Regions from separate parts of the Homo sapiens genome. Here region 2 is linked to region 1. The links are chromatin loops, found by intact Hi-C in ENCODE. Cell type or tissue: dorsolateral prefrontal cortex. All regions are shown on one strand. Links, peaks and the distances in the headings refer to the core of each region. The heading gives the core; the rest is flanking DNA. Region 1 overlaps SMARCA2 (SWI/SNF related BAF chromatin remodeling complex subunit ATPase 2). Region 2 overlaps SMARCA2 (SWI/SNF related BAF chromatin remodeling complex subunit ATPase 2).

Region 1 (15,333 bases), core at 1,698-6,697:
AGACTCAACTGTGGGCCCAAACCACCAACACTGGGCCACTGCGTGTACTTACCATTCTCTGTAGGTGAATAAATTAAAGCGACTATTAAAATTTTCTGATCTTGAAAAGGATTGGGAGCCACCAGCACAGAATATATTAGTTCTAAGTCTTCAGGAAATATGGTTACGTATTTTTATAAATACATAAAAGTGTTTCATTCCAAGGCTCAGGTAGAATTCATATTGATGTGAGAGATCTGCAGTTTTTCTTTTTAGCATTATGGATTCAGTATTTGTTCCACAAACATTTATTGAGTGTCTGTTATGCAGCAGGCAGTGAGCTAGGCTGGGTATCTAAGGGGGAGGAAGGAAGACGTGATGTGACTCCTCTCCTCCTGGTGTGCTCAATGTGATTGGATGTTTAGATTATCCTTGCTGGTACCTAAGTTTTGAGGACGATCTATAGGTGAATGGAGAGTTTGCTTGTATTCTGTCTTCGGAGGTAAGCATTTCCACTGACTCTTAGATGTTTACCTTCACTGGCACAGTATACAGTATAAATCCTAAAAGCCACTGTTCCAGGAAATGCTAATTTAACATGGAAAATAACTCTGGGACATCTGTATGATGTTCCACCCCACCCCGCCTCTCATTTTTTTTTTTCGTACTTTCTCTCTAGCTCTGTTAAAAACTTTGAACTCTAGAATCAAAGTAAATTGCAGTAACATGAAATAGTCCCCTCTTAACTACATGGGAACTAAAGCTTTGGCAGCAAAACACAGGATCCCAGATTTTCTCTGGTGGAATTTACAACAGGTTCCTCACACTGGGCCTCTGCAAGTATTTCTAGCTGCCATAGGTAGATTCACTTCCACCTGATTGAATAAACTGAGCTGACCAGATTTTTCATCTGTCACTGAACAGGACCATTAGTTTGGTCAAATTTTTCTTTTTCAGGAATCAGTGATTTTATAGTGATAAAGATCCATCTGAGTTTTCATTTAAAAGGTACAGAACTCTACTAAATATTGTTAGGCACTTTGCATACCTCACCTCAAGTAATCGTCAAAATATCTTCTACATAAGGAAACCAGTCAATGTTAGCTTGCTCATGAACACCCCACCAGGATCATTCACACCCATGTCTGTTTAGGTTTCAGTTTGAATACTGGGTTTGAGCTCTTTCTACCTTGCACCCTTGCATATAGATTGTATAGCCCCCAAAATGAAAATTGTGAAGGTCTTTGTATCAGGTTAATTTTAGCATGCATTGAAGAAAAATTTCTATAAGTATGCATTATCATGTTGAATCAAAATTAAGGCACATTGGTGAAAATAGGGGATTTGACATAGGTTGACAGATAGAGGCCTTAATGTTGCTGATTGAGGACCCTACCTAGAAGCAAAGATAGAACTCGTGATTGTGGAATTAACAAAAAAAAATCCCACCAGGTTGCCAAGACTCTCATTTCCAAACTGTTGGTTAGAAACATGGGTTGGTACTCGTGTTTTTTACCCACGGAGCTGCAGCTGTGTTGCTATTACGGAATGGTCGACCACATTTAGCTTGCAGACCCTCTTCTCAGACCAGGCTCTTAGCTTCAAGTATTATCAGACCTAAGTCAGTGTGATGAAGTTTCAGACCACCGAAGTGAGACTTCAGAAACATGGAGTAATCCATCCAATAATTACAGCACTTCTTTGTCACAATATTCCCCCCACATTTTGGCTTAGGGACTCAAGCTCACATTTCGTTAAACTTCTCCAGTCTAGAAATATTAGCTTTTGTGACCTTCCAATTAGATGGGTGATCTGAAACACACAAACACACATCACTGCTACCACCACCAAACGAAACTTAACTGCAGCAAATTCCCAAGGATTCTGTAATGTCTGACCGTGTTCCTATGTTGTCCATGTGCCCTGCTTCCTCACCTGTTCTATTCATATTCTGCTGCCCCCTGCAATTAGTATTTTTGTGGTTTTGTCAGCATCTTCTTGGACAAGGGTCAGCAATCTACTACTCGCGGGCTCGGTCTGACCTGCCCCTTGTTTTTGCACCCCCACAGGTGAAGAATGGTTTTCACTTTTTAAAGTATAAATTAGAAAATGGTGGGGAAAAAGAGTATCAGCCTTCTGGTGAGAACAGTTGTTCAATTTTTGCTTCTGGGCCAGACAGCATAGAACGTTTACTATTGCGCCCATTTTAGAGACTGTTGGCCTCTGTTCCAGGAGATAGTGAAAAGCCTCATGACACAGACCTTGTCATCTTGACTGCTGTTAGCAGGTCTGGTGAAGATATGTGGAGAGGGACGGTTGAACTAAAAGCTTAAAAAGGAACTTTAGGGTGTTTTAAAGTTCTTTGTCCCCTTTGGATTTGAATGATCCACCTTACATTCTCCTCTTTAGAAAATAATCTAATATAGATGGGTCCCAGCTGTTTTCATGGCTTAGCACTATGATATTTATATTAACTTATTCAAATATCTGCTGAGGAAGAAGTTTTGCCTAATTGGCTACTTAATTTTAAAGGTCCCTGCAGCAAAAACAAATCTCCAGGGCAGCCTTTTGTCTGCTGCCTTCTTGTGCTACAACAGGTGACCAGGAGACTTGTCTGGTCAAGAAGACGGGTTTACAGCTGTTGAGCATCAGCTCTCTGCAAATTATGGTGCCAGGGATGTGGGATACAGAAAACAGACTTTTGCCCTAAAAATCTATACAGTCTAATGGGAGACATGTGTAAACAACTAATTAGCATCAGCTCAGATAACATCACCTGGACCACAATGAATAAAAGCCACATGCCAAGAAGTTTTTATTACGTAGCTATAAAATTAGGTAATTCTGTTTCATGGGCTCATGAAGGTTTTTATTTAAAAATTTCATGAAAGCTTTTTTCTTATTATTAATATATGAGTAACATTTAAAGCAGAAAAAAAGCAAAATGTAAGCAAAGTGAAGAAAGTGAAATAACACCTATAATCTTATCACCTGGAGATTTACGTTGTTGGCATGTTGGTGTTTGTCCTCCTACCTTTTTCTTTATATAGATAAATTTGCACATGTAAGATCAGAATGCACATGGTTCTTTTTAACTTGTTTTCACTTATGTCATTAAATCTCCTACAATATAATTTTTATGATACTTTGTTGATACATACATATAGTAGGATACTATAATTCATTTAACTAATTCAGTATTGTTGAATGTTTCTTTTTTTAAAAAAAAAGCCATTAGAGAGAGTAAATTATTCTGAGAAGGTACATCCTTATTTCTAAATCTTTGTGCATATCTATGATTATTTGTTTAGGATACATTTCCGAAGTAATATTTCTAAGTCGGAGACATAGACAGTTTTAACACTTCTAATAGGTAGTGACAAATTTCTGTCCCCAAAAGTTTACCAGTTGACTACCCAACTAGCAATCCTTTTGATTTCCCAGATTGAAGACCGAGTCTTTGATAAGGTTAGGTTCGAGGAAATTGACTACCTGAGCAGTCAGTGTGTGTGTATGTGTGTGTGTGGTAAGATGTATGTATGTATAATACCTGAATGTACAACTCAGTGATATTTTTAAAATAATCTTCAACACATCACGCCAAAGAAAAGGCGTTTCTTGCAACTTAAGGTTAGTTGTAGGTGTTATGTAAGTCATAATTCTGACATTGGACATTGGTGTCTTGTTTAATGTTTTAGATATGGACTAAATCTGATGGGGAACCTAGAGACAGATAAAAACAATATGATACCTGGATTTCAAAACCTGAGATGTATTTCAGTTGGCTTGGTTAATTTCAACCCAGGTTTCTTCAACTAGGAATGACACTGAATTTTTCCAAACGTAGCTTGTGTGTTTTTAAAATGTAGGCAAAATCTTACCTTAGTGAAGGTGAAATACAGAACCCTTCCATATTTCCCTCTGGGGTGGGGTCCGGTTTTGGATGCCTATGCCAGGCATCTCAGTCCTCATAGCATATTGACCCCCCAAACAGGATCTGCAGGCCCAAGACCGAGCTCACCGCATCGGGCAGCAGAACGAGGTCCGGGTACTGAGGCTCTGTACCGTGAACAGCGTGGAGGAAAAGATCCTCGCGGCCGCAAAATACAAGCTGAACGTGGATCAGAAAGTGATCCAGGCGGGCATGTTTGACCAAAAGTCTTCAAGCCACGAGCGGAGGGCATTCCTGCAGGCCATCTTGGAGCATGAGGAGGAAAATGAGGTATTAGAGAAAACCCCAAGTTTATGAAATCAAACAGTGGCCTTTTGTCTCTGAAGGACTCAGAATAATCCCTTTGTTTAAAAAACTTCCTGGGCTGGCGTTAATGAAAATGAAGAAATAAACTGCTGTTTTAGATCCCAACCACAGAAAGCCTGTGAAAGTTATCCAAAATGAGTGTCTTAAGAGCTATGGCTGGAGGAACCTCAAGGCTTGGCCTGTGGGTGCTCCCTCCTTTTTCCCAGGGTGGTAAAACCAGCTGCTTTATTGAACCATCAGTGCTGCCTTCTGTAGGGCAGATGCAGAACTGCAGAGGATACTTTAGGGACAAAATCAGCCGGACGAGACAAGACATAAATGGAAGGGGTCCTCTTTCTCTCATCCTCCAGAGCCCTCTCTCTCTTTTGCCTTTTGATCAGGGATCACAGAGCTTCAACATGTTTGTAGGACAAACCTTCACAGCCATCTTCCGCACATTTAGCTATACTTGCTCTTGGCAAGCATGACCTTAACCTCTACTTTAAATTTTTCTTTAAGAGCTGTCTGAAGGTTGGGAAAAATTCTGGTTAAACAGCCTTTATTTGTCAGGGTTGTATGAAGAATGCTTTGATTAGGTTTTTATTAGGGGAATGTTGAGTTGTCATTTGTATTATTTTTAGATTGCCAACGTTAGTAATTTTATAAATATTCATTCCAAAATGGATTTGAAGTAGATTTTTAAACGTATGTATATAGTGTAGCAAACTACAGAATATCAGCAGAAGTCCTTATCATAAAACTGGCTGAACATATTTTTTGTGTGTGCCCATACTTACAAATTGAAGAGTAAGTCTACCTTACATATTCATGTGGAATACTGTTTTCATTGCATATATTAGATATAATTTGATTTTTGCCTTAAATAGGATATGTGTTTTTGCATTCTTCTATAAATTATGAACCTGAGTCTTTTAAAAGTCTTATAAACAAATACTCCTCAACTTACAATGGTGTTACATCCCGACAAACCCATCATAAATTGAAAATATCAGGACATGGCCCCATCTTAAGTCTAGTGGAGTACTGAATGTGCATCCCTTCTGCACCATTATAAAGTCGAAAAATCCTAAGTCCAGCCGTTGTTAAGCCAGAGACTGTCTGTATATTTTTTTTTTCTAAAATGAATCTAAATGTGAAGTAAAGCTTGATATTTAAAGGTATCCTGAAATGAACCCATTTGCAAATTGAAGAGCACTTTTGTATTATGCCTCCTAATTTGTCCGTCTTATATTTTTGATTAGCTATCCACTGAGTTTCATGAAAATGATAAAAAATACATATGCACATGCACTCACTATCCACACACATTTGAAAAATTTTTATCTCAAATTATTTATAGTTTCTGATTCTAGAAATTGAATATTTGATACAGATATGGAGTCAAATTGTCAGGTGATTTTTTTGTTGTTTATACACTTGGACATTTCCAAAAAAACAATATGGCGAATGATCTATCCTGTGACAAAGCAGATATGAGCAGAGCTGACACTCAGCCAGTCGTCTCCACTACATTTTTGCTTATTTGTTTTGTGTAGGCCTTGTGAAAATAGTACCTGATCTGGTTGAGAATCAAGGAAGCCTGGAGTTTTCCAGCCTTCCTAAGCCGCAGGGAGTTGCTGATCTCCCCTGGGCCCGAGGGCTGCCAGGTGGGGCCTGACGTGCACTCCCCTCCCAGTTGTCCTGCCATCAAGGCTAGCTGTGAGCAGCCTTGCTGAGGCTCCTGTCCCTTCTTGGCTGCCAGTGTGTCAGAAAAATGTTGCCGTTTTCAGGGGGGCTTGTGTCCTGATGTAAAGATGTTTGAAAACACTGAGAGACTGCAGTCAAAGACTCTGGTTCTGAAAGATCAGGACAACATAGGCTGGCATCACCATGGTTGATGCGACCATGAAGTGCTGGGGCAGAGAACCCAGGAAGATGCATTGTGCACTTCCAGCTATTTGGTTTTCCATGAAGGTCATAAACAGGCACTTTACAAGAGAATCTTTTCATCTTGGGCATGGGGTTGTCTGAGCCCCTCATGGTCCAGGTGATGAGAGGGTAATGTGTGGTTCTAGGAAGAAAGTAGGCGAAGCGGGACATCTGTTCACCAGAGGAGACATTACCAGATATTTTGTACTGTGAAGTCTGAACCCACTCCCAGCTAGTCTGTGTCCTTGTCAGATGAAATGTAATATTTAGACAAATTGACTTTAATCAATCTGGAGGCAAACTAGAATAGAAGGTTTTTCAGAAATAATTATTATCTTGAATTGTAGATTTTTTTACTTTATTGGATTGCATTCATTTCTAACACTTATTAAGTTCCTGCAGTGCGAAAGACGTTATCTTGGGAGCCGACACAGTCATCTCATTTGAGCCGCTAGTACACTCATACTCTTTCTCTAAAACAAGTTGCCTCTTTTTGAATATACAGTTTGTGAAATTGGATGTCTGAAGTTCTGTGTTTTCCTCTTTCTTCCCTCGACTGATACACTGAAATTCCCCGTTTGATTTCTAACAAGCCCACTCAGCATATGATAAAAATAATTTGGGAAGATAAATCCTGAAGCATATGCCGAACTTTTAGAATCATTTTTTAAGTGTGGAAGTCATCCTATAACATTGCTAAAAATCCTGAGAACTGTTGGTTTCTGAGGAATTAGCAGAGAGATAATGTACCTTTGTTTGACGTAATATAAAATGAAAATTTTAGCCCATATGTAATTGCTTTCTCTGCTTCATTTAAATTATTTTAATTAAGTATAATTTTGAGGTTTTTTTTGTTACTGATACCTTTTTAGTTATCCCATCCATAGCTCCAATCATTAACAATAATACCCATAGAAATATATTAAGCACACTTCAAAGGCTATATATTTGGCACATATATGTGATTTTTATTGTCTTAGTGCCTAGTAACAAGGTTTCACATACTTATGTCTTTTGTAAGGATTTGAAAATAAGCATTTATATTTGGCATAAGGTAAATGGAATTAAAAGAATTAATGTTAGGTACTTTTTCATATGGATGTCCTTATTAAAATCTTACATCCCCATGTGAAATAGATGTCATACCCATATGACCAATGAGGTCACTGAAGCGAGGAGACATTAAGTAACTTGTTGTAAAAGTAACAGAATCAAGATACACATCCAGGAGAACTCATATTTCTTATAGTGGACCACAGTTTCCTCCCTGAACGGATTTTGCTCTGGGAAGATGGTTTTAATAGCTTGTAAAATAGTAACGTCAAGGACTAAATCCAGCAACCCCTTCCCTTTTCTTTCTGCCTTGAGAAATGGGACCCCTCTGGTCTGGAGGACAGATCACTTACTTGTTTGTACCTTGCCCCAGCTGTCCACTGGTTAAAATCACTCTGTTTTTAACCCCAGGAAGAAGATGAAGTACCGGACGATGAGACTCTGAACCAAATGATTGCTCGACGAGAAGAAGAATTTGACCTTTTTATGGTAATGTTACAGAAAATCATGAACACAAATGCTTTATACCTCTGCCCCTTTTTCTGTTAAGCAGAATGTCTGCAGCCTGCGTGCCTGGCAGAACTTCATACGTAAAGCCTATGCCTTTCCTTCAGTTCAGAGGCTGCAAACTGGCTGGAGTTAGCCTGCAGACATATTTTGTTTGGCCCACGCAGCGTTTTTTAAAATTTCCCATTCATTGCCAACATAAAAAAGAATCCTGATTTCTGGCTTCTCTTGAAAAATGAGATCGGGCAGTACCAGGCCCACATCTTTGTGTGGAAACAGTTGGCCAGGGCTGAGTAGCAGCTGCACTCTCTGGACAGGCCTCGCGGTCTACAGCTTACCATAGACGCCCTCCTGTTCCCAGTTCGTTTCTAATCCCAGGCCAGTGTCATTCAGGAAGCCTACCTGGCTCCTATAGGCATTGGAACTTACAACAGTGCCCTTACAGGATCAAAGCAACATGCTCCTTAGGGAGATAGGTGGACAACAGCTAAAACAACACACAGGTGTGCCTTTTCAGATTGTTGACGAGAGCCCGCTTAAATGAATGGGAACCTTCAAGGTGTGCATAAAGGTGTAGCCTTCATTTAAGGATCAAAATCAGTTGGATTTCCCTCCAGTATCTTCAATCATTTTCATCTTCATCAAAGACTGATTACAGAGAGAGTAAATATAAACCACAACTTTGGTGGTTGAATGCTGCAGAACCCTAAAGTTAGAGGTCCCAAATTTGAGTGCCATCAGATCTTACATGAGTAATTTGCATGTGTGAAGCAAGTGGGCAGAGGTAGGTGTACTGGAGATGCTTTGTCTATGGGGGGACAGAGCTGCAAGGTAGAAATGTGAGACCTATGTCGCCAGAAATGACAAATTTTCAAGGGGAGCTTGAAGTCTAGGTGTTTATATGTGATCTCTAGATTTTAAAACACTGCAACTAAATCCAACTTTTTAAGTTATTATATAACACTGCATGCCAAACAAAACACAACTGTGGGCCAAATATGATCCACAGGGTTTGCAATCTCCACCTTTTTAGCCTAGACAGAATGGAACTCCACCTGTTTGGAGAGGCTTATGTTATTTTGGGGTTTTGTGTGTGTGGCTTTTTTCTGGGAACATTGATTGTATATAATGATCCACAATAAAATTTTCTTTCTCAGGAAAATTCAGGTAGCTGTGGGAATAACTACTAAACTGGAATATGCACTTCCCTTTCTCCCTCCGTCCCCGAAATGAACCACCCTTCCCAAGTAAAGCTATTTCAGAGAGGAATGGTAGTAAGAAAGACTTAACAGCATGGTCAATGTAGGGCATTCATAAATTCTAGATTTCTTAACTCACACTGGTCAGCATAATCAAAGATTACAATATTCTCTATTTAGGGAGGTTAAAGATACCCATCAGAAATAGACATCCCCTCTGTCCTTGAAGAACTAATTAAAAGGCAGATTACTGGGGAACACCCAAGCAAGAGACCCTCAGCTGATCACTGTTAGGCAATAATTCAGCACTGCTAAAGCCGCAGATACTCTCAAGACACTGGAGAGGACAAGCTGCTTGCCATTATACAAATTAGATTAGGCCCAGAAATGGAGAATTCTTTCAGCAGCCCTGAAGTAAGGGGGTGAGTGTACTTTCCTGCCTTACTTTTGGGCTATTTGTAGAAATTGAAAACCTCAGAAACAATCTGAATATCTTGGAAGGCACAGCCTTCTTTTAATTTGGGACTATTTTACCACTCAAAGAACAGGGTTGTAACACAGGTGAGGCTGGCTAGGGAACACTTTTTGTAGGCACTTTGATTTTGTGAATTTTCTGCTGGTTTCTTAAAGGCTGGCTTCTATTTTGAGGATTAGACAGATTTTAGGTTTGGTTTAGTTTCTTCTAATCCACCGGCCGCCTTTGGCCAATTCACTATTCCTTAGCACCTCCACTTGGGGGCAGGAAATAAAATTTGAATCTCTGCCAGCTACAGATTAAAAAGTTTGGTGAGAAACAAGAATGGAATGTGAGCTAGAATAAATCTTTGGATTTTAAATATTTAAACTCTTTATCCATTATTAGAAAAGAGTGAGTTCTCTATAAAATTAATGCAAACTTATTATTTGATTTTGTATCATAGACACTGGTTTACACATGATAAGCAGATAGTTTATTTAAAATAACGTCTTTTAAAAAAAGCATGTCTTGCTTTCTCTTTCTAAAAATGTAACTTCAGAAAAAGTATCTTTTATACCAATTACTTAGGAATTTTACCAAAAAGATCTTTGGCAGCTCAAGATAAGTATCTGAGACATTTTGCTAACATACAAACATTAAGCTTTTAGATGCTATGTTCTCTACAAAGGGAAAAAGCACTTTTAAAACTAATTGTACTTGTAAGCATAAGGTTTATAATCAGATCTCAAGACCAATTATTCACAAAGTAACTAAATAGTAAGTTTGACTTTTGCCATAATGTTGAATTAATTATATTGGTATTTTGTGGGTAGAAATCTCTAGGGAGAGATGCAGTTATTAAGACTTTAAGCTTATCTTATGTAATCGAATCTACCTTTCCTAAAAGAAAAAAGAAACAAGTGCATAATTTACTTTTCTATCAGAAAAGATTTATTTTCTCAATTGTGGACAAATATATTAGCAAGAATAATGTCCATAGAAATGTATTGATTAAACATACCTCAAAGACTATTTTTTTGCTGTAGATAATAGTAGCAGTAAAACCAAAGATTGAAATGGCAGTATTTTGTCATCTCAGTATAGGACATTAACAAAATTTTTTTTTTTCTTATTAGCTCTCTAATAACTATTAGGAGGTTGCCTCACGAAGCCCCTCTTTAGAACTGCTGTAAAGAAGGCAACCTCTGTGTGCCAGTTATGAAGGTTTGGTGGATCCATTTCTCATACCAAAACATTAGAAGACAGGATTAAGCATCGTGAGCTAATTATAGCACATGACAGAGCAAGGTGGCCACATTTATCAACCAATGGGACTTCACCTGTCTCCCAAGCCTACCAGATTCTGGAAATGTAATGACTTCCAAAAATGTGGAAGAAGTATAAAGAGCTTTGACCACTAATTTTAAAATAGGTTCTAGAGGTCATATTTGGGTTTGCGTAGATATTTCATTTACATTTTATCAGTTTTAGCTTTTAAGAAAACATAATATTGAATCCCAATTTCAGTATGGTAGAACCAAAGGAAGAAGGAAAAGGTAAATAACAATGATTGATGGTCCATTTCATTGTGGAAATGACACATCTCGCTAGTGTTTATACATAATGTCTGTGGATATATAGTGGCAGTTTATTTTTTAAAAATCCATCGTATTGTTTAGTTATAGATTAAAGCCAAGTGTGTGGCCCTTAGTTTATTTACAAGTGAACTGGATTATTAAAAAGAGAGAAGGTGGGGAAGTAGGCATTTTGAAGGCTCTGAAAGGAATCCATTTCACTTACAACTAGATCAGTTGGGATGCGATTACCTCTGAGCTCTCTCTGTCTGTGGTATAATATATTCATAAGAGCACAAAGCTTAAAATGTAAAGAATTGAAGAGCATTCCTCAGACAGTGCCCATGAGGTATTGAAAAGTTAGTATATTCATGGCCAATGGACCAGTGAAACCATTTATGTCTCTTCCACATGTCCAACTGTGGGTAGCTATTCTGTACTGATACCTTGGGTCCCCCTTTTTTTTTTATTGCTGATTGTTTAGTTCAAAGCACAAGCCCTATTGAATAAAAGGAAACTTTCTTAAAGATCTTTCTTTTCTTTACTCAAAGAATAAGTTTCTTCCAGGGAAGCAATGAGTTGTATAGCCAAGAGGTCATATTTTTAAAATGCATTCCCAATTTGAATTTTTCCACTATTACTTTAAAGAGGGAGCTTTGCATACACACAGACTAAGAAAAGGAAATTCTTTAAAAGTACTTTTTAAATGTATGAATAAGTTTCAAAAGGTGGGTACAGAAAAAGGGAGGGGATTTTACTTAATGGAATCTCTCCCTAGATATTTAGGGATGAGCTAGAACAAGCCAACCAGGATGAGAGAGGTTGAAAGGGACCCTGCAGCCATAGGAAGTGACTTGGGGAAGTTGTGTAGTGCTGGGAAGTCTGCACCATACAGAAGCCCTGACTTTCGGTGACCCTCTTATTAATGTCTCCAGCGGATGGACATGGACCGGCGGAGGGAAGATGCCCGGAACCCGAAACGGAAGCCCCGTTTAATGGAGGAGGATGAGCTGCCCTCCTGGATCATTAAGGATGACGCTGAAGTAGAAAGGCTCACCTGTGAAGAAGAGGAGGAGAAAATATTTGGGAGGGGGTCCCGCCAGCGCCGTGACGTGGACTACAGTGACGCCCTCACGGAGAAGCAGTGGCTAAGGGTAAGCCTAGCTTTTCTAACCCGCTCTCACTAGGTGGAGGGTTTTTGGTGGCTTGGAGAAACCAGGGGCCTAGAGCTGGGATTTTCTGAGGAGGTTGAGTTCGCAATCAAAGGGAAGGGGCTCTTGAACACAGAAGATAAAGTCATTCTGCTGTTGCATAAAGTCATTGTGCTGTTGCATGAAAAGATAAAGGCGTTCTGCACTTCAAGGCGGTGCTTGGAAAAAAATATGCAGGATTTTTTGCTAGAGCAGAATTGGCCATTGGAAGCACAGGATTATGAGAGCTGTGAGACCCACTAATGTTTTATGACCAATTGCCTGGTCATGCCTCACTCTCTCCAACTGAGAATCAAAATGTGGAAGGGCACCTTAGAGATCTTTGTAATTGTTCCCCCTCATTTCATGGTCTTTAATCGAGGTTTTACTTCTGCAAGGTCTGCACAGATCTTTCAGGGATAGCAGAGTTTTCTAACTGTGTGGTTATTTTGTAGACCCATAGTACTTTTAGAGCTGGAAGGTACCTTTGTACTTGCTTGGTTTGATGAAGAAACTGAGGCCCAGAGAGGTGACATGGCTATGCAGGACACACAGCTGGTTAGAAAGCACAGAATCGGTGGGTGCTTATGTGTCTACATGCTCGATTTCCGCTTGATCTGATCTGTCCATCACAAACACAGATTAGAGCCTGGGACTCGGGTCACCGATGCTTGGAAATGTTATTCGGGAGTTTGTTTATGTTGTTTTTCCTTTGGAAAATGGTGATTTCTCATTTTGATTGAGGACTGAAATCTCAGAACGTTCCTTGGGCAGCACAGAAATATCAAAATGCTCTTAGGAGTCGCGTGTGTGAACACTGAGGCCCGGGTGACTGTTCCATTCGAAGGGTTAGCTCTACTTCCCATTTTTGGGAGTAGACTTAGTACCTAGAAAGGCACAGCAACCTGGGACGTGCATTCCAGACACAGCCAGTAAATGCATGCTGGAAATAGTAAGTGTAGTTGGGTAAAAACCAAGCAAAACAAAAGCTTTGGGGAGTTGTTCGTTTTATCCAAGGGGAGTACAGTTCCCAAGCTTTGTGAAACATGGATTTTAGGACCCAGGTTTTAAGTAGGTAGATGGGTAGAAAGGCAGTGGGCAGAATTTTGAGATTAGATACCAAAGGCAAACAGGTCTTGTCACCGCTTGAGATGTGATTTACTCAGGATGTTGTATGATGAGAGGGACGTGACCTGAATTTTGAAAAGATGGGAGCCTGTGATTCTGAAAAGCACTGCTCATTATTTGTGGTTGAACCGTTGTGTATAAAATAGAACATTTGTGTGATTAGTTTGTCGTATCCAGTCAAATATTCCAGTGACCTCAGAATATGATTCTGTGAATTTTCTTTGTTTCACTATTGAGATTATAGTTATGTAATTAGGATTCATTCTGTAATATGAAGAGTTTTTTGGCTAATATATATTTCTGAGCTTGGGAAAATTTTATTTAAGCAATAAATTGAGTACCTGGAGTATTATTACAGCAGACGGGACAATAATAATCTGGGCCAACCTTTTTTTTTTTTTTTTTTGAGACAGAGTCTCTCTCTGTCACTGAGGCTATAGTGCAATGGTGTGGTCTCAGCTCAGTGCAACCTCTGCCTACCGGGTTCAAGGGATTCTCCTGCTTCAGCCTCCCCAGTAGCTGGGATTACAGGCGCATACCACCATGCCCGGCTAATTTTTATATTTTTAGTAGAGACGGGGTTTCACCATGTTGGTCAGGCTGGTCTCAAACTCCTGAGCTCGGGTGATCCACCTGCCTTGGCCTCCCAAAGTGCTGGGATTACAGGCGTGAGCCACCGTGCCTGGCTGGGCGAAATTTTTAAAGCTAAGCTTTGATATGTTTACTCTCCAGACATTAAAAGCAAAATAACCTTGTTTATTGGGCAAGAATGTAGCTGAACTTAACTTCTTAAAAATAATCATTGGGAATTGCCCTGAAGAAAAACAACATTATGAATCTCAGGAAGTTTTCCAGTTTAAGATATCTGTTTTGTTTTCTCTTTTTCATTCAGTTTCTATCCCTGATGAGTAGCACAGTGCCTAGCATAGAGACTCAGTGAATGTTTGTGAAAATGAAAGTACAGCCTTAAGAGGAAAGGGAAAGTGACTAACTTATCAGCAGTGTTAGGAGAGCATTTCTCTTTTTAGCGCATCTAGTAAACTTCCTTTTATCTACAACATGCACATTTAAAAATGGAAAATTAGTTTGTTTTACAAAACTGCACTGTGAAAATTGGTTTTTATAATTGTAATTCTGAAATGCCATGCAACATACTAAGTCATCCAAGAAGGACGAAACTGTTCTCAAAACAGCTTTATTGTAACGTATCTTTTTGTAATCTAATCTTTTGAAAACTGCATGCCCGTATTTGGTATGAAACTGGCAACTTGTTATTAATCAGGACATGCAATGGATGCAACATGCCCCATGGCCTAAGCATTCAAAGTAGATGCTTCCTGTCTTTGGTGTTCACCAGCAGCAATCCTATTTAATATCAGCCTGTTAAGCTTTTTTGATGATGAAATGATATTGAAGGGGTTCTCATGGGCCTGGATGTGAAGAGATGTTCTCTACTGGCTTATGATTTAACACATTGCATGAACCCAGCCAACATGGCCTTGAAAGGGAGTTTGGCAAGGACCGTCGTGTAAGAAATGCTGTAACAGGGCTAAAATAATTCTTCTTTTTCCTGGCAATGTTGTACAAAGCCTGCTTGGCAGAGACATCCAAGATGCATAGCATCGCAGAGCTGCAAGGCAGTTGAATGGAACAGCTTCCCATCCCTTGCTTAAATCACATTCTCTGCAATCTCTGTGCCAGGAGGCTGGCCACCCCTAGAAGGAAAAACTACCTTTTTGTCTGTGTAGCCCCTCCAGTTCGTGGTCAGCTCTGATTAATAGTTCTTCCTCCCTTTGAATAGAATCTTCTTTCCTTGTAGCTTCTCCTCAGAGGCCTTGATTCTTTTCCCTGGGGTGAAGAGAACAATATTTTTTTCTGTCTTTAGTATCACAGCCCCATGGATAAAATGTTTGCAAACTCATGTTCAGTCTGGATTGAACTTTTCTACCTTCCTCTTTCTCTTGAACTTTCCTCCTCCTTCAAGGCCCAATTCAGTTGCTACCCACTCTGTGGCACCTTCACAGATAAATATTAATTGCACTTTTAATTGTCCTCTTAACATTTCTTTGCTTGTCCTTCA
Region 2 (15,333 bases), core at 8,205-13,204, 58 kb after region 1:
TAAAAGAAGTCACCAACAGGTGGATGACATACTGCCAACAGATTCGTTTGGTTTTATGCTTTTTTTTGAGGGGTGGGGGTCAGCAAATACATAAACCTGGAGAGATTTCTTGCAAAAATTTCCCTCCCATCCCCCACCCTTTTGAAAAACCAGAAACTCTGGCAGCACTTTGCCCAGCTCTCCCTAAGGTAACAATCAGTAGGCATGAAGAAGTGGCCATCCTTTCATTGGCAGCATCGCGCTCTAGGTTGTCACAATCCCCGTCACTCTGTATCATCTCTTCAGTATGGAGTGCGTCGCCATTTACCGTCATGCTTTTTACGCCCGACTCACTTCATTCATTTGTATTACCTGCTGGCTCCATAGCCTTTGAGTTTATGACTTCCTGGTATACATGGCTGTGGGCTGACCACTTTCCTAGAAACCATCCAGAAATACAGATTGGTAGGAGATTATATGCCTTAAACCTCAGCTAAGCATTGCACAGTGGTTTAGAGTACAGACTCTTGTCTGTCTTGATTTAACCACCTGCATTTGAATCCTGACTCTGACATTCACCAGCTATGGGACAGTGGAGTAATTTACTTAATCTCCCTGAGCCTCAGTTTCCCCATCCCAGAATCCCAGAAATGGGATTCATTACTGCGCCTGCCTCTAGAGTCCTTATGTGTCATCAGGGATTTAATGTAACTCAGGTTCTTTGAACAGTTTCATTATTAATAATCAGCCTTTCAGACTTTGAGGCTAATCAGGTAGGTGAATGGACCTCTGAGCACCAGAAAGAAAGTGTCCTTGCTGATGCTGATTTCCATGGTTTTATTTCTAGAAACAGAAAATGCCGTTTCAGTGGTACTGTTTATTGAGTATGTCTTTAGTTGTACTGTAGGTAAAGGGTATTTGAATATTTCAGCATGCAGATATTGAGTAGCTTTTTCTTTTTAACTTTTCCTTGTTTTATTTGCTTACTTACTTTTCCTTAAAAAGTGTCCTGGTAAGACACATTCTATTAGCTCCCACATTTAGATGCTTTCTGGGGAGTATGTACTAAATTTCCCACCACTGAATGTTTCATATACATTTCATGTTGGTAATCCTCTAGAAAAAGCACTAACTATTTATATTTTGTATTTCTCTTTAACTTGGTACTCAAGTAGGAGGCACTCAAATTAGGAGAGCCTTAATTAGATACAGTATCATATTTTTGGTTGGTTTTAGAAAATGCTGCTGGGAGATGTACATTTCACTGTGTTGAGATTTTTGCACCATTAAAGTCAGTTATTTAAATAGTAACTCAACCCACCTGTGAAAGAAATACCACCTGTGCTAACCTCCTTCCCATCACTTTGGTCAAATGTTAGGGCTCTGACAGTCATGTAGATTAACAGCATATTAAATAAGAACAGCCATTTATATTTAACTGATATATAAGAAGAATTAATTAGCTCTCATGAGACAGTTGTTTAAAAGTTCATGCATGATTCTGGGGCAGATGTATCTTGATATTTTCATAAAGAACTAAGATCATTTATGTGTGTGTTCGTTGCTTTTTAGTCAGTGATAGGACTTGTTTTTTAAAAAGGAGGGTGCTTCTAAAAATCTGACCCTTAAGAGCCAGATATTGTGTGATTCATAAGTGTAAAATCCTTCTGCAGTAACTGCTGTCTATTCAGAGGTAGTACTGGTCTGTTGCTACTGGCCCCCATCATTTTATTTGCACAAATAGAAAACTTTATATCAAGTAGTACCAGAAGGCTTTGTTTTGACTTGTTAAGCATGCTTTGTTTTCTGCTTATTTAGAAGCTTTTAAAAACTCATATTCTCAATTTATGTAATATTTAACCTAAGACTGTTCTTTGAGAAGGGATTCATCCTGTTTGCATTTGTACCCTTGAAAATTGCCCCTGGGATGAGATGTAGAGTTAGACGGTAAAGAGTAGAGTCTGTGGAGCTATTCCAACTCTAGAGACATGGCTTTCAGTTACTTGGATAAAGAAGAGAGAGAGATTCCTAGAGGCATTATTAACGTTGGAAGGGATGTTTAGCTCTGCCTGGCCCAACTTCCCACAATACAAGTAAGTCCCCTGTACCACCTCTGGCATGTGGTCATCCACCTCCATGTGGACACTGCAGTGTGAGCTCCCTGCTTCAGAGCAGTTCTTGACACCAAAGGACAGTTCTAAACACATCACCGTTTCCTACATTAAAAGGGATGCAGCCATCTGACCCCTAGCTATTTGTTCTACTTGGAACCTCAGAGAATAAATCTGCTCTCATTCTGAGAAATATCCTTTAAAATGTATCAACAAGCATATCTACCTCAGGACATTGTCCTTCAGGTAGGAACACTTCACTTTGCTCTCTGAGTGATGCCTAGACATTGGCCACATTCCAGTCTCCTAGTGTCCCATTTAAAACATGGCGCCCAGAACTCCAATGGGGTATTCTGATCATTAATTACAGGGTGGTTAGCTTCCTTATTCTGGACACCAGAATTCTGTTAGCATAACTCAAGGGTGTGTTTACTTTTTCCAGCAACCTTGACACAGAGTTAACTCATTGAATATGTGACTTCTTGAAATAACCCCCACTCCCCACCCCAGAACACACATACACTGCTCTGATTTCACATGAATACTGCCAAGGTTAGCTTTCAGATAAGCATAATTTTTTTGAACCTATGCCTACTGATTGTATTCTTATCCCTGTGTAGTTCCAGCCTTACTACTTTTCATCCCATCATCCTTGCATGATGCTGTACCTCTAAATTTTTATCTATGCAAAAATTATGTTTACTATGTTTATGTATCTAAGTTTTTTCATCCAAAGATTTGATATAAGCTATTGCTTAGAAACTTAGACAAAGGACAGGTCTCTGTGACATACCCCTGAAAATCACTTCAGGTTGACATGAATATATTAACCAGTAATCCTTAAGGTTGGCTACCCATCAGTGAACTCATATAGCCATGCTCTCATGTCACCCACATTTATCCTTTCTCAGCATTTTCAAGAAAGGCTAAAACCATGATACACCATGGCTAGCCTTTCCAATCTATCACCCTAGAAACCCTGCCGAAAAAGTGAAATGAGGTTAGCTTGCCATGGCTTTTTCTAAGAGACCTCCTGCTGGCACTTAATGATGTTATTTATCTTTTCTAAATAGCCCTGTGGCATCTGAATAATTTCTTCTAAATTTTTACCAAGGGTCAACATGAAGTGTAACAGTCTCAAATTTTCTTTCTCATATTGAAATTGGGACATTTGCTTATCTCTAGTGTTCTGATTCCATTTTTGTGCTCTGTGATTTCCTAAATGTTATTAGCAGAAGCAATCTACATGCTTTTCCAGGATTTAATTAGTTTGCAACTGGACACTTGAACTTACTTGAAGTGGCTTGATATGCTCTTTCTATCAACTCTCTTATCAGGAGCTTTTGTTCACCATTTATTATGCCTTGCTTTTCAAATCTGAGCATTGTTCTCATTCCTGAAGAATCTGGAAACAGAAAGTGAATAGGGTGTCATCACCTCCTCCCTCTCTATCAATTGCTCGAAGACAATTCTTTCAGAAGCAGTCCACAGGAAGACCAGCCCTGCTGTCTGTAAAAGGGTTTGGACATCAGGTCTAGCCTTGAAGATGGATGCAGCAAAGTGATGGAGGAGGCAGGAGATACCTGCCTGGTCAGTGCCTGGTCAGTCCAATTGGTGAACACAGCTCCGGGGCACAGAGGGGTGGCAGCCACGTGGCTCCTGCCTCCCTGACACTCTTCAGTCTCTGCTGTCTTCCCCTAGCTGGGAATGTGTTCTTCTTGCCCCTAAATTTAATAAGCCCTTGTGGTATCTCTGGGAATTGTGGTAAGACTCAGCTTGTCCTGAATTTTTAGTTCTCACATTGGAGAAAATCATTCATTCTTTTTAGAAATATTTCCTTCATTGTTTGCTTATTTCCAGGACTGTACTCTTGAATATAACTATAGGGTAAAAAATTCCAGGTACTTACCCCCACTAGCTCATCATGCAGTGGAAGAGATAGCTTTCCTATGGGATATTACTGAAGAGGTAGCTGGCCTGGGGAATTCAGGGAAGTAGGGGTCGTATGAGCCCCATTATCTGAGGATACAATGACATTACCTGGTACTTATAATCAATTCAGGACATTATAATAATATTTACCTGGGGAAATGAGCTTTTTTTCTTTTTCTTTTTTTTTTTTTTTTGAGACAGTTTCGCTCTTGTTGCCCAGCTGGAGTGCAGTGGCAACATCTGCCTCCCGGGTTCAAGCAATTCTCCTGCCTCAGCCTCCAGAGTTGCTGGGATTATGGGCGTGCACCACGATGCCTGGCTAATTTTGTATTTTTGGTAGAGACAGGGTTTTGCCATGTTGGTCAGGCTGGTCTCGAACTCCTGACCTCAGGTGATCTGCCTTTCTCAGCCTCCCAAAGTGCTGGGATTACAGGCGTGAGCCACCATGCCCGGCAAATGATCTGATATTTTATTACATTATAGCAGCTTTCCAAGAATTTGGTAAACTACAAACCTGTGGACTAATTGTAGTTAATTCCTATACACACTGAAAAGTAATTTGCAGCATTTTTCTCATTTTGAGTAGGGCTGAAACTCTGCTGAAGGCCTACATATAATCAGCCCATTCTCCAGAAGGGCAGGGCTCTTATTTCAAAATATTGCCTTGTTCCAAGGCTTCCTCTGTCTCGGAAGTTCTTTATTTGAAGTGCGTTAGGTATTTACTGTGTCGAAGGCTTTCCCACACTGATTATCATCTCAAGGCTTCATCAAACCAATGGATCTTTACACTGGCATTCATACTGTCTTTCTAAAATAAGTTTTCGTAACAAACATTTTAAACCAAATCTATGTCATTATGTAGTTATTATTTTTTGTTGCTTTGTTTTAGGGTTTTAAAAATTTGTATTTTTTTTTCCCCAAGCCAATCAGATGGCTGACCTGCATGGACTCCTTATCAGAATGATTTGAAATTATTCTGCTGGGATCTTTGGTTGTTCAGAACCCACTGAGTTGTAATCTGCGTCAGTCTTAGATGACAGAGCCATACCTAGCTTCTCTGAGTTAGTTACAATCTACTCTGTAAAGCGTTCTAAGGTAGCACTTGTTGTTTTCAGGTTTTCCTCCCGTCACTCGTGCACATTCGGAGATGACATGGTCTACTTAAGCTTCTGTGTCTCCTTGGTCAGCACCATCATTAGCCCAAGGTCCTAAAAGTGAAATAATGAAGACTTTCCCAATTCTGTGCCTTATTGCTGACACTCAGAGTCCCCTCAACCTGCTCCTAATTGTCCCTACAAGACACCCGTTCACCTGCCTCCTCACCCCCTGTCTTCCTGAGGCCCTTGCACTGCTGGCCTGGCCTGGCAAGCTGCAGGGTGGACTGCGTGCCCTGCCTCCAGTCTCTTCCTGTCCTGGCTTCTTTCTGAGGCACCTAACTTGTCATTTCATATTGTAACTTTAGAACTCTTCACAGCGGCCCCGTTGCCTACCCGATGATGACCAGACTTCTTAGCGTAGGAGAATTGTTATCTTCCACAGTCTGAACCTTCGGATCTTCCCAACTTTTTTTTTCCAACGCACCCCTCCCAGCTCTCCTTATATTTCAGACATTCCAAAGAATTCTGTGTATTTTGAAGCGAGCACATGCGCTTCCACCCCTCTGTTGATTTGTTTATGGGTTTATGCTTTTCCCTCTCTGCAACACCCCGACCCCACACTGACTCTAGAGCAGAATGGGGCAGTGACTCCGAGAAGGGATTTATACATGGACAGGCACAGGCTGTGAATCCCAAAGGGTGCTGTCTACACCTGGAGGGAGATCTAGAGGGTATGGAGGGTCTTCCCAGGATCTGTGAAACCTGGCAGCTGCTTCCCTGCCACCACAAAAAGGGACACCAACCTAGCAGTTTCAAAAATCCTCAACTGAAGAGGCTTTTCTAGAGGCTTGTAGAAGTGCCCAAGACGCCAGGTGGTGGTTTATTTTCATTTCCCACTAAAGATCATGAATTCAGTGATCTCTCGAAAAGGAATAGAGCTCTTGGAAGCAGAGCTGACTAGTTAGATGGTGTTCAGACCCAAATTGGCTGATGCTTGGAATACCTTCTTTGTGCAGGCTACTGTAAGAAAGCACTTTATCCTATTTAATTTTTATAACTTTCTGAGGTAAGTATTTCCCCCATTTTACAAATGAGGGGCTAAACTCAGATAGACTAGCACTACCTTCCCAAGATCACACGCACCTCTAGCCAGTGGCTGCCTGTCTCCCACCTTCTGGAACAGTGAATGGAACATGTAAGAGGGAACAGGGTAACAGGAATTTCTGTGTGTGACGGAAGTAGGAAAATCCCAGAAAGGTTAGGAAATCCACTTCCCCCACCATTTTTAGAGAACTATGTTATTTTTCCGAATGAGGTTCCAAACATAACCCCGTGTAATCTTCCTAACAAGGCAGGTTGGTGAGGAGACTGAGGCTTGGCCAGGTCACCCAGCCTAGGAAGAAGGAGCCGGGCGGGGACGAGAACCCAGGTCTTCTGACTCTAGTGTTCTTTCTACTCTACCGCAGGTGTAACGTGGAGAAGGTGCCCAGTAATTCTCAGTTGGAAATAGAAGGAAACAGGTCAGGATCTGTCTTGTATTCCCCTATCTCTAAATACAGGTATCCCTCGTTACGTGAAACAGATTGAATCATATAATCGGCCTTTGGAAGCAAATTTCTTCGGTCACCTCCTGATCACCCCTACTTGGAGAGCGGGATAGAGGCACAGATACTCTTAAACAGCTGTCATGGCTTCTGAAGTTGTTGGTGCTGTATTTTAATCTGGCTGTGCCAATTCTATACATGCACTCCTTACAAGGGTATTGGGAGCTCCTGGAAAGCCCGCCCTAACTGCAGCATCTTGGAGATGGGTTTCTGTTGCTTCCCCCTCCCTTCCAGCGCAGCTTCTGTTGTGTGTTCCTTGGGCCTCTTTAACTCTGTGCTGTCTTGGTTTAGAAGCTTAATGCGAAGCACCTGTAGTGACTTGATCTCCTGCGAGACATGAAGAAGCGTGCATGTTCACGCTGTGTCTGCATTCCAGAGTTGATCATGGCATGCAGAGGGCAATTGCTGAGTTGTCTCTTGTTTGTGTGATGGGTTGGGTTTCAGGGTGTGACTCCTGGGCCTACCTGTTGTGTGTAGTCCCAAGCATCTAAAGCCAGTCTCTTTCAACCTCTGTGTGCCTTTGCTTCTGTTGGGTAGAAAGCAGAAATGCTTTTCTCCTAGAGATAGTGTGAATATTAGATGACATTGGTTGAGCTGGAGAGATGGATGTGCATGATACGCCAAGGCTAGGAGCTCTTATTAATATAAGAGAGATAACATTTCTTTCTCCATTTCGGTCAACCTGTACTTAAAAAAAAAGTTGATACAGTGCTTTACCATCCATATTTCAATTTTTTCAGCTGACCCAATAACATCCTTTACAACATTTTTTCCACCAGCATAGGATCCAATCTAGGACTGGAGAGAGAGAATTGAGGATGTATCGTGTATTTCAGAATGAACACAGATCACTGGTTGTGGTATTCTTCTTTATATAAGGAGATTAAAAACTAGTGGTGATTTATACTTATACTTATCCATTTTTGTGTGGAGATGAAACTGTCGGGCAAGATTGTCAATTTTTGATATTTCTTATTGCAGTCCAGTAAACAATGACTAATCCTGGAAACCAGGCACATAAACTATAATGTCCATTGAGAAACGTCAGGAATTTTGTTCTGTATTTGCCATTATGAGAAAGAACTCAGTCTGGATTCTGACTTGGAGATTGAAACAACGAATAGTTGACTTCATAAGTTTGGGCAGTTTAAATAATCAACCAACTTGGGTAAATATTTCCACCCCTAATACCTAGAAAGGAGGCCTTAGGGCTAAATGGCATGATGTAAGCTGAATGCCCTGCCCAGGAAACAGGGACAGGCAGGAGCTCCTTTCCCTCTTTGCCCTCTTCCATCAAGATGGTCATGTGACCACGAAAAGTAGATCAATAACTTTAAAGGCTATTTATTGCAAGTCCCCAGTGCCATGCCCAGGCTTTTTGAGGGGAGATGACATGACGGTATATGGTTAGGAACTAGATAAATTCATTTTCACTAAAGACACATTTAAACTGTAATTTCCAGAGACATAGCAGTGGGCTTGGTGTTTGCTTCCTCAGGGCTCTCTGGAGTCTGTCTTGTCCCTTGCTGTCTGTCACACACACTTCCTTTTCCCATAAGCCTGAGCTGACAACATGGTGTTTGGAGATTGTATTATGATGAATTAACCCTTTCTTCAGAAGAGCTTTTAAAAAATCTTTGCTTCAGTGGTCAAAAGAGGCTCTTTGTAAGTACTGAAAATGGAAAAAAAAAATGAATTAAATGGAGTTATTTAAAGCACAATTGGAAAGAGCTATGTCAACAAATAATGCAAGTACCTGGTATGAATGACACATATACACAGGGTGGGATGGGAAGGGATGGGGCAGGAGTGGAGAGCGCTTCTAACTGGCTGTGAGCAGAGTGGGAGTTTCTCAAACAGACGGGTGAAGGGAGGATGGGTGGGGGGGCAGAGCTTGTGGTGGTATGTGCGGGAAGGGGGGATGTAGCCATGGAGGCTTGGAAAGCAGTCCCCCTCTAGAGACTACACCATCTCAGTGTGACCAGCTCATTGGAGACGAAGGAAGACTGGGACAGCCTGGATGAGGCTGGAGAAGCCTGAGAACAGATCCCGGAGGGCCTTGAACACCAAGCTGAGGAGGAATTTTGATGTACTCTTCTAGGAGTGGGGTCTTGAGGGCAACCTGTAGTCATCGCAGTGACTGTTACGAGCACTGTTTCAAGGAGGCCAACGGAGAGCACACCTGAGTTCTGGGCGTGAGCGTGCAGGGACCAGTGTGTGATGTCTGTCATGTGGGAGAGGGGAGGTGACACCCAGGGAGCCGACATCAGCCCTGCAGTGGAAAGTAGATAGCCAAGAGAGGATCATGGGGATACAGTGAGATTTGTGTTCGGAAATGTCACTGATAGTCTGTGAAGGATGGATCGAAGGAGGCATACATTAGGAGAATGTTGTCTGGTAGTGGAGGAAGATAGTCCTTAAAATAAGGAAGTGGCAGTAGGTAGGAAGACAAGGGAATAAATATTCAGAGGTAGGATTGACAAGACTTAGGGGCAGTCTGGATGTGTGAGGAGGAGGAGGAAGAGAACTCACATAGCTCTTGGATCTCTGCCCTGAGTGATCAGTGAACAGCGGTGCCATTTACAGAAATGAAGGTGGCAGGAAAATTGGTGTGTGTGAAGGCACTTGTATGTATGTGTGTGTGCACATGTGCATGTATGTAGTTACCTGGCCCTGCATACACCATCACAGGACAGCTGAACTCTCTACTTGGCCATTAGCAGCCCTTGATGTTGTGATGATGTTGTTAGTATTGACTGCTCTTTCAGGACCAGCCAACAGGCTCTTGTAGGCAAAATTTATTTTTAGTACCAGACATCTTGTATTACTGTAAATGAGAGCGAGAGGCTGTAATGATAGCTCTCAAGCCCAAGCACCTCTGCATTTAGTGGCTCTAATTTCATTATAGAGAAATTACCATGAAATAGCACTGTGACCAATTAGATACACTTCTGGGAAATTTTAGGTGTAGGTGAAGCACCTTTTTTCATTCATTCTCTGTTTCTGATAGTTTGGACCCAGAATCAAGCTGACAGTTTATCGTGTAGAGTAGCAGCCTCCTGAGGTCAGCGCCTCATGCATTGTCTGGTGCATGAGCATTTCATGATGCTTCCCAGAGTGAGTTCTTCCAACTCTAGCCTTCCTACTCCTTCTTGGAGATTCCCAGTACAGCCAGAGGCCCTGGGAAGTCTTGCTGTAAAGTCAGCTGTTTAACTGCTTAACCCAGCATCTCCCAAACTTATTTGACCAAAGAACCCCCTTTTCACGGGACACTGTTACTAACCCATTAAGCTAGTGTTCTGTGGAGCACACTTTGGGAAATGCTGAATTGGAGCCCAAATATTACATTCAGTGCAGAGAGAATCTGCTCGGAGATGTGGACTCCAGTGCTTTATTTTGCCCTCATTACAAATATTGATACTTTAAATGTTTGCTGAAACAGGCTGCTTTGACTCTTGGTGACTCGATACTTATTTATGGTGCTCAGCCAGTTATGCCCACGTACAGCAGGTGGGCAGCCCACAAATAAACTTAGTCCGTCTGTTTCCCGAGACACAGAATGCTTCCCCTTATCTTCCAGCATTAGCCTGGCCCTGAAGCCCCTCTTTCGAGGGTCTCTGCCTCTCAAGCTCCAGGCCAACACCAGCATAAAGGACCCCTCTCTGAAGGAAGGGAAGGAGGCTCAGCTGGAAATAACAAAATGGATTTTCTTACAGGGCTGACACACTGTTTTCCAAACCACTCTATAAATGTTTTGATTAAAAAGGGATTGCTCTGAGAGATCGCAGTTATTTGGATATATATATGTCCTTGTATATTAATGGGGGAAAAAAATCTGTCTCACTCCTTTAGAATCACACCTAATATGTCTTCCTTGAGGATTTATTACAACAGCCATTGTAGGAAAAAGCAGCACTCCGGTGCCTGCCACGACCCACCCATTTAACAAAGCAGCGTGTGGGACTTGGGCACAGATGGAGAGGCATTTGATTTTGTCTGCAGAAGCTTTGTGCTTTTTAATTTGGTCGCAATTCAGCCAAAAGCTTTGAAGCATTTTACCATTAAGAAATGGGGAAGCAAAGGCCAGGCACAGTGGCTCACACCTGTAATTCCCAGCACTTTGGGAGGCCGAGGCAAGCGGATTGCTTCAGCTCAGGAGTCCGAGACCACCCGAGGCAAGATGGTGGAAGCCTGTCTCTACAAAAATGCAAAAATGAGGTGGGTGTGGTGGCATACTCCAGTAGTCCTGGCTACTTAGGAGGCTGAGATGGGAGGATTGCTTGAGCCTGGGAGGTCGAGGCTACAGTGCAGTGAGCCCTGATCGTGCTACTGCAGTCCAGCCTGGGGGACAGAGTGAGACCCTCTCTCAAAAAAAAAAAAAAAAAAAAAAAAAAAAGGAAATGGAGAGGCAGGAAAGGATCAAAGGACAGGATATTCAGTGGAAGGGAACGTGTGGGTTCTTACATTTTGAAAGACAGGGACGCTTTGAGTCATGAGCGCGTGTAACGTCTACAAGGTGGGGTGGGAAAAACTGTAGAAATGGCCGGCTGAGGAAGCTGCGGGTCATCCGGTGTCTGTCTGTCATCACATTTAGTCAGATGGGCAGTGGAGTTCTGTACCTGCACCCACTGTTATGAAACGTCAAGTGAGAAAGAGGGCAGAAAAGTAGCCATCCTAAGACAGTATTTCCGAAAGCTGAGTGATAGCTGACAAATCTACTCAAAAACATTTTTTGAAAATGCTTGTCCCCGCCCCCCCCCAACAATACACACACAAAAACACTCTCTGGATCTTACGTCCTGTTTCAAGCACCTTTGCTTTGTAGTAATAAATGCAATGGGAGAATCCTGAAGAAATGCATAGAAACTGAAAAGAAGATTCTGATGGTTGCAACATACAACATATTAAAACTTTTGTGTAATGATTGTATTCTTTTATTTGTTTGGCTTTATGTGATAGTTAAAAAGTGCCAGTTGGTAAAACGTGCTGCTTATGGTGATAAAAATAAAGGTTGGTCCTATGATCCTTAAACGTAATTTCTTTGGAAAAATAAAATTAGATATTTGACTTATGGCATGTTTTCAATGAAGGTAACCCAATTAAAGTGTTTGTTGGGACCTACTTTATTTATGGATAAAATGGTTCTAAATTACATTCAATCATAAATCTTCATTTTGGTGAATAAGAGTAAATTATTATTTTTCATTATGCTTTGGCATATCTCCTTCTGGTCGTTTTTCAATGCCTTTTTTAAATCCTTGTTGAGGTTGAAGTTGTACTGCACTACAATTTGATATCCTCTGTTTTTTTGGGTTTTTTTTGTTTGTTTGTTTGTTTTTTGAGATGAAGTTTCGCTCTTGTTGCCCAAGCTGGAGTGCAAATGGCACAATCTCGGCTCTCTGCAACCTCCGTCTCCTGGGTTCAAGCGATTCTCCTGCCTCAGCCTCCTGAGTAGCTGGGATTATAGCCATGCGCCACCATACTCGGCTAATTTTTTTATTTTTGGTAAAGATGAGGTTTCTCCATGTTGGTCAGGCTGGTCTTGAACTCCTGACCTCAGGTGATCCACCTGCCTCGGCCTCCCAAAGTGCTGGGATTACAGGCATGAGCCACCGCGCCCGGCCTGTTTTTTTTTTTTTTTTTTTTTATAATGACGTAACAAGCATTTTTTTCTTTAAAATACATAATTTTAGACTCTCTTGCATTCTATTACTTGTTCTTTCCACAACTGTTAAACGTTTTGGCTGCTTTGAATTATTTATTTTAAGTAATCCTGTCATGAACATCTTGATGATTATCTGTTTCAGCCCAGAGTAGATTACCAAAAGTAAAATCATGCATCAGAGTGTGATTGTTTTTAAGACTCTAGACAAAGTCTTGGTGCCTTTCTTATTGAGCTGAGTGAACCCTTTTCAGTCTCCTAACAGGGAACTTTGTTTGTCTTGGTAACTCAGGGACATTATTTATCTGTAGTCCTTTATGACTATTAGGGTGATTTTTTTGGTGGTGTTGAGACAACAAAGTCAGCTCTGTTGACCAGGCTGGACTGCAGGGGCATGATCTCAGCTCGCTGCGACCTCTGCCTCCTGGGCTCAAGCGATCCTCCCACCTCAGCCTCCCAAGTAGCTTGGGACTACAGGCACATGCCACCACGCCTGGCTAAGTTTTGTATTTTTTTTTTTGTAGAGATGAGGTTTCTCCATGTTGTCTGTGCTGGTCTTGAATTCCTGAGCTCAAGTGATCAGCCTGCCTCAGCCTCCCATAGGGCGGGGATTGCAGGTGTGAGCCACTGTGCCCCAACATTGGGGTGATTTTAACAGCTACTGATTCCATGACCCAAACAAGTCTACTCCCATCCCACCCTGTTTTGCTCTTGCTTCAAGGGTCTAGGTGATGATATTTCCAAACTTGTTAGGAATTATCACCAATCAATACTCAATAAGGCTGAGATGAGAGATCTCAGTAGCAAATATGGAGTGCAGATGCTTGTAACACCTGCTTCATGACTGGCTCAGGTTTCTGCAGGCTCTCTTGATAAGTAGGGGCACTAATGTGGTCTAGTAAATTCTTCAATGATATATATTAAACTTCATAGGAACCTGAACCTGAAAAGAAGCAGCACACTTCACCTACTGCCCTGCAGTGTTGACCCAATTTTTAAAGTTTTCTTCCCAAACGACTTTGCTATGTTTGATTCCTTTAGGATTGTGATAGCTTTTCTGTAAAATCCTTCCAACCTCAAGTGAGTATTCTAAATCATGACATCATTTTCTAATTGAAGTAAGATAGTCACATTTTAACCCTTATTAATATAAACAATTTATTTCAGCTATGGTTAAGATTTCTTTCTCAGCACTATCTATTAGCTATTCTGGTCAACAGATCAGCTTGAGCAGGTAAAAAAGAAAAACCATAAAAGACCCTCACTAATTATCAATTTTCGCCTGGTCCTGGAAAAAAAAATCATTAAAAGACATAACCAGTATTCTAGAAGTAGATTTCTTTTTTTTTTTGAAACTGAGTTTCGCTCTCGTTGCCCAGGCTGGAGTGCAGTGGCGCGATCTCAGCTCACCACAACCTCCGCCTCCTGGGTTCAAGCAATTCTCCTGCCTCAGCCTCCCTAGTAGCCGGGATTACAGGCATGCGCCACCACACCCAGCTAATTTTGTATTTTTAGTAGAGAGGGGGTTTCTCCATGTTGGTCAGGCTGGTCTCGAACTCCTGACCTCAGGTGATCGGCCCGCCTCTGCCTCCCAAAGTGCTGGGATTACAGGCATGAGCCACCGTGCCCGGCCAGAGGTAGATTTCTTAACTAGCATATCAGCCTTCAGCATGTCTCTAAGCTTAAAATATAATCAAAGCTAAAGCTGACATTTATGTAAAGTTTATAATGTATGCAGTCACCAGTTTAGAGTCATAGTATAGATGTGGAATTATACTTTTGGTTTGTGGAGGTAATGAGGAAAAAAAAAAACGGTTCCCAGATGAAGCATAACAAATTAAATCTCAGTAGTGTGTGTATATAAGCCATGCATACAAGGAGTTCAAACTACCACTTGCACAGTGGTATGTGGCTCTTTTCCATCTCGTACTCTATGGTCTCATGGCCACGTCGCGGTGTCTGTTCACTTCCATGAAGAGGAGAGGTTCTTGTCCACCAACACCTGTGAACCGTAAGACCAGTGAGTGCCTTTAAACTTGTATTTCAAGTTGTACCCCTCCCCCACTTACCCCATGTCTCATCAGAGCCATACTTTCTAGCCTGAGGTAGATCATTACGTAAAATCCATCCGATGTCACAGGCCATCAGTGGTCTTGGGGAGGGGGTCTCATTTTTGTCTGGGAAGTAGTGTACTTTCCAAGTAGCAATTTATATTTAGGCCTTAAATTGTGTAAAATGACATAATGGAAAACACCTTGGGATAGGATAAGCATTTCAACAGAAACAGAACACCTTCTGTAAACAACATTGTACAATTAGACTATTGTTCTGTACTTAAAAAGGAAAAAAGCAACTTTCTGGCCGGGGGCAGGGTGGTGCATAGAAAACCACCACATTTCAAAAGGTGTATTAAAAAAAAGCCCTCGCTCAGCTCAAATTAGAGAAAGAAATGACAAGAATTCAGAACTGTCAGGCTGCTTCACTTCCTTTTTTGTTTGTTTGTTTAATTTTTTTTTAACCTGTAATTTAGGAAAAAAATAAATTACTCCAGCAAGTGTTCGTGCTACCTCAAGGTATTCTATAGGTAATGTGGAAGCTAGGTACTGCCCAGGACCTCCTGGCTTTGTCTGCCGAAGCTGGCCATCCAATCCCTTGCTCTGGGAGGGAGGGGGATGAGTTTGATGTCTGTAAGAGAACCCCACCCTGTAGGGAGGAGAGAAACAATAACACACATGGAAGAATTAGGTTCTGAGCAATGAGGGGACTGAGAGTAAGTGTAGTTGATATTTAGGAGAATTTCCTCCATTTTTCTGGACAATGGGTTCTTGGTCCTGGAGGGATAAGGAAATACTTGGAGAGGAGAAAAAACCACAGAGAACTTTCCAGCTATGGAGTGAGAGCTAGGTCAGGCCTGGAGACCTGGAATGGGTCATAAAGAGGGGATTGCC

The links. Peaks named below come from ENCODE experiments on the same cell type or tissue, not always from the same donor. Only the 100,000 strongest peaks of a DNase experiment are listed, where the experiment ranks them.
Region 2: it touches region 1 in a loop (4-fold over the local background); 5 of 110 quality-filtered maps call a loop at or near these places.

What each region holds. Positions count from the first base shown.
Region 1 is chr9:2,111,849-2,127,181 of GRCh38, forward strand. It overlaps SMARCA2 (SWI/SNF related BAF chromatin remodeling complex subunit ATPase 2), which reads left to right. Exons shown (of 34, transcript NM_003070.5): 25 at 3,974-4,201; 26 at 7,610-7,687; 27 at 11,871-12,089. Among named protein-coding and RNA genes, the nearest start is that of SMARCA2, 100 kb to the left of the region's middle. In dorsolateral prefrontal cortex, for the core only: a CTCF peak has its summit at 4,482; no DNase peak of the experiment used is centred there; H3K27ac peaks cover 1,761 bases.
Region 2 is chr9:2,163,834-2,179,166 of GRCh38, forward strand. It overlaps SMARCA2 (SWI/SNF related BAF chromatin remodeling complex subunit ATPase 2), which reads left to right. Exons shown (of 34, transcript NM_003070.5): 29 at 6,586-6,639. It overlaps LOC107987043 (a long non-coding RNA gene), which reads right to left. Exons shown (of 5, transcript XR_007061395.1): 4 at 11,188-14,387; 5 at 8,052-8,395. Among named protein-coding and RNA genes, the nearest start is that of SMARCA2, 160 kb to the left of the region's middle. In dorsolateral prefrontal cortex, for the core only: no CTCF peak of the experiment used is centred there; no DNase peak of the experiment used is centred there; H3K27ac peaks cover 1,016 bases.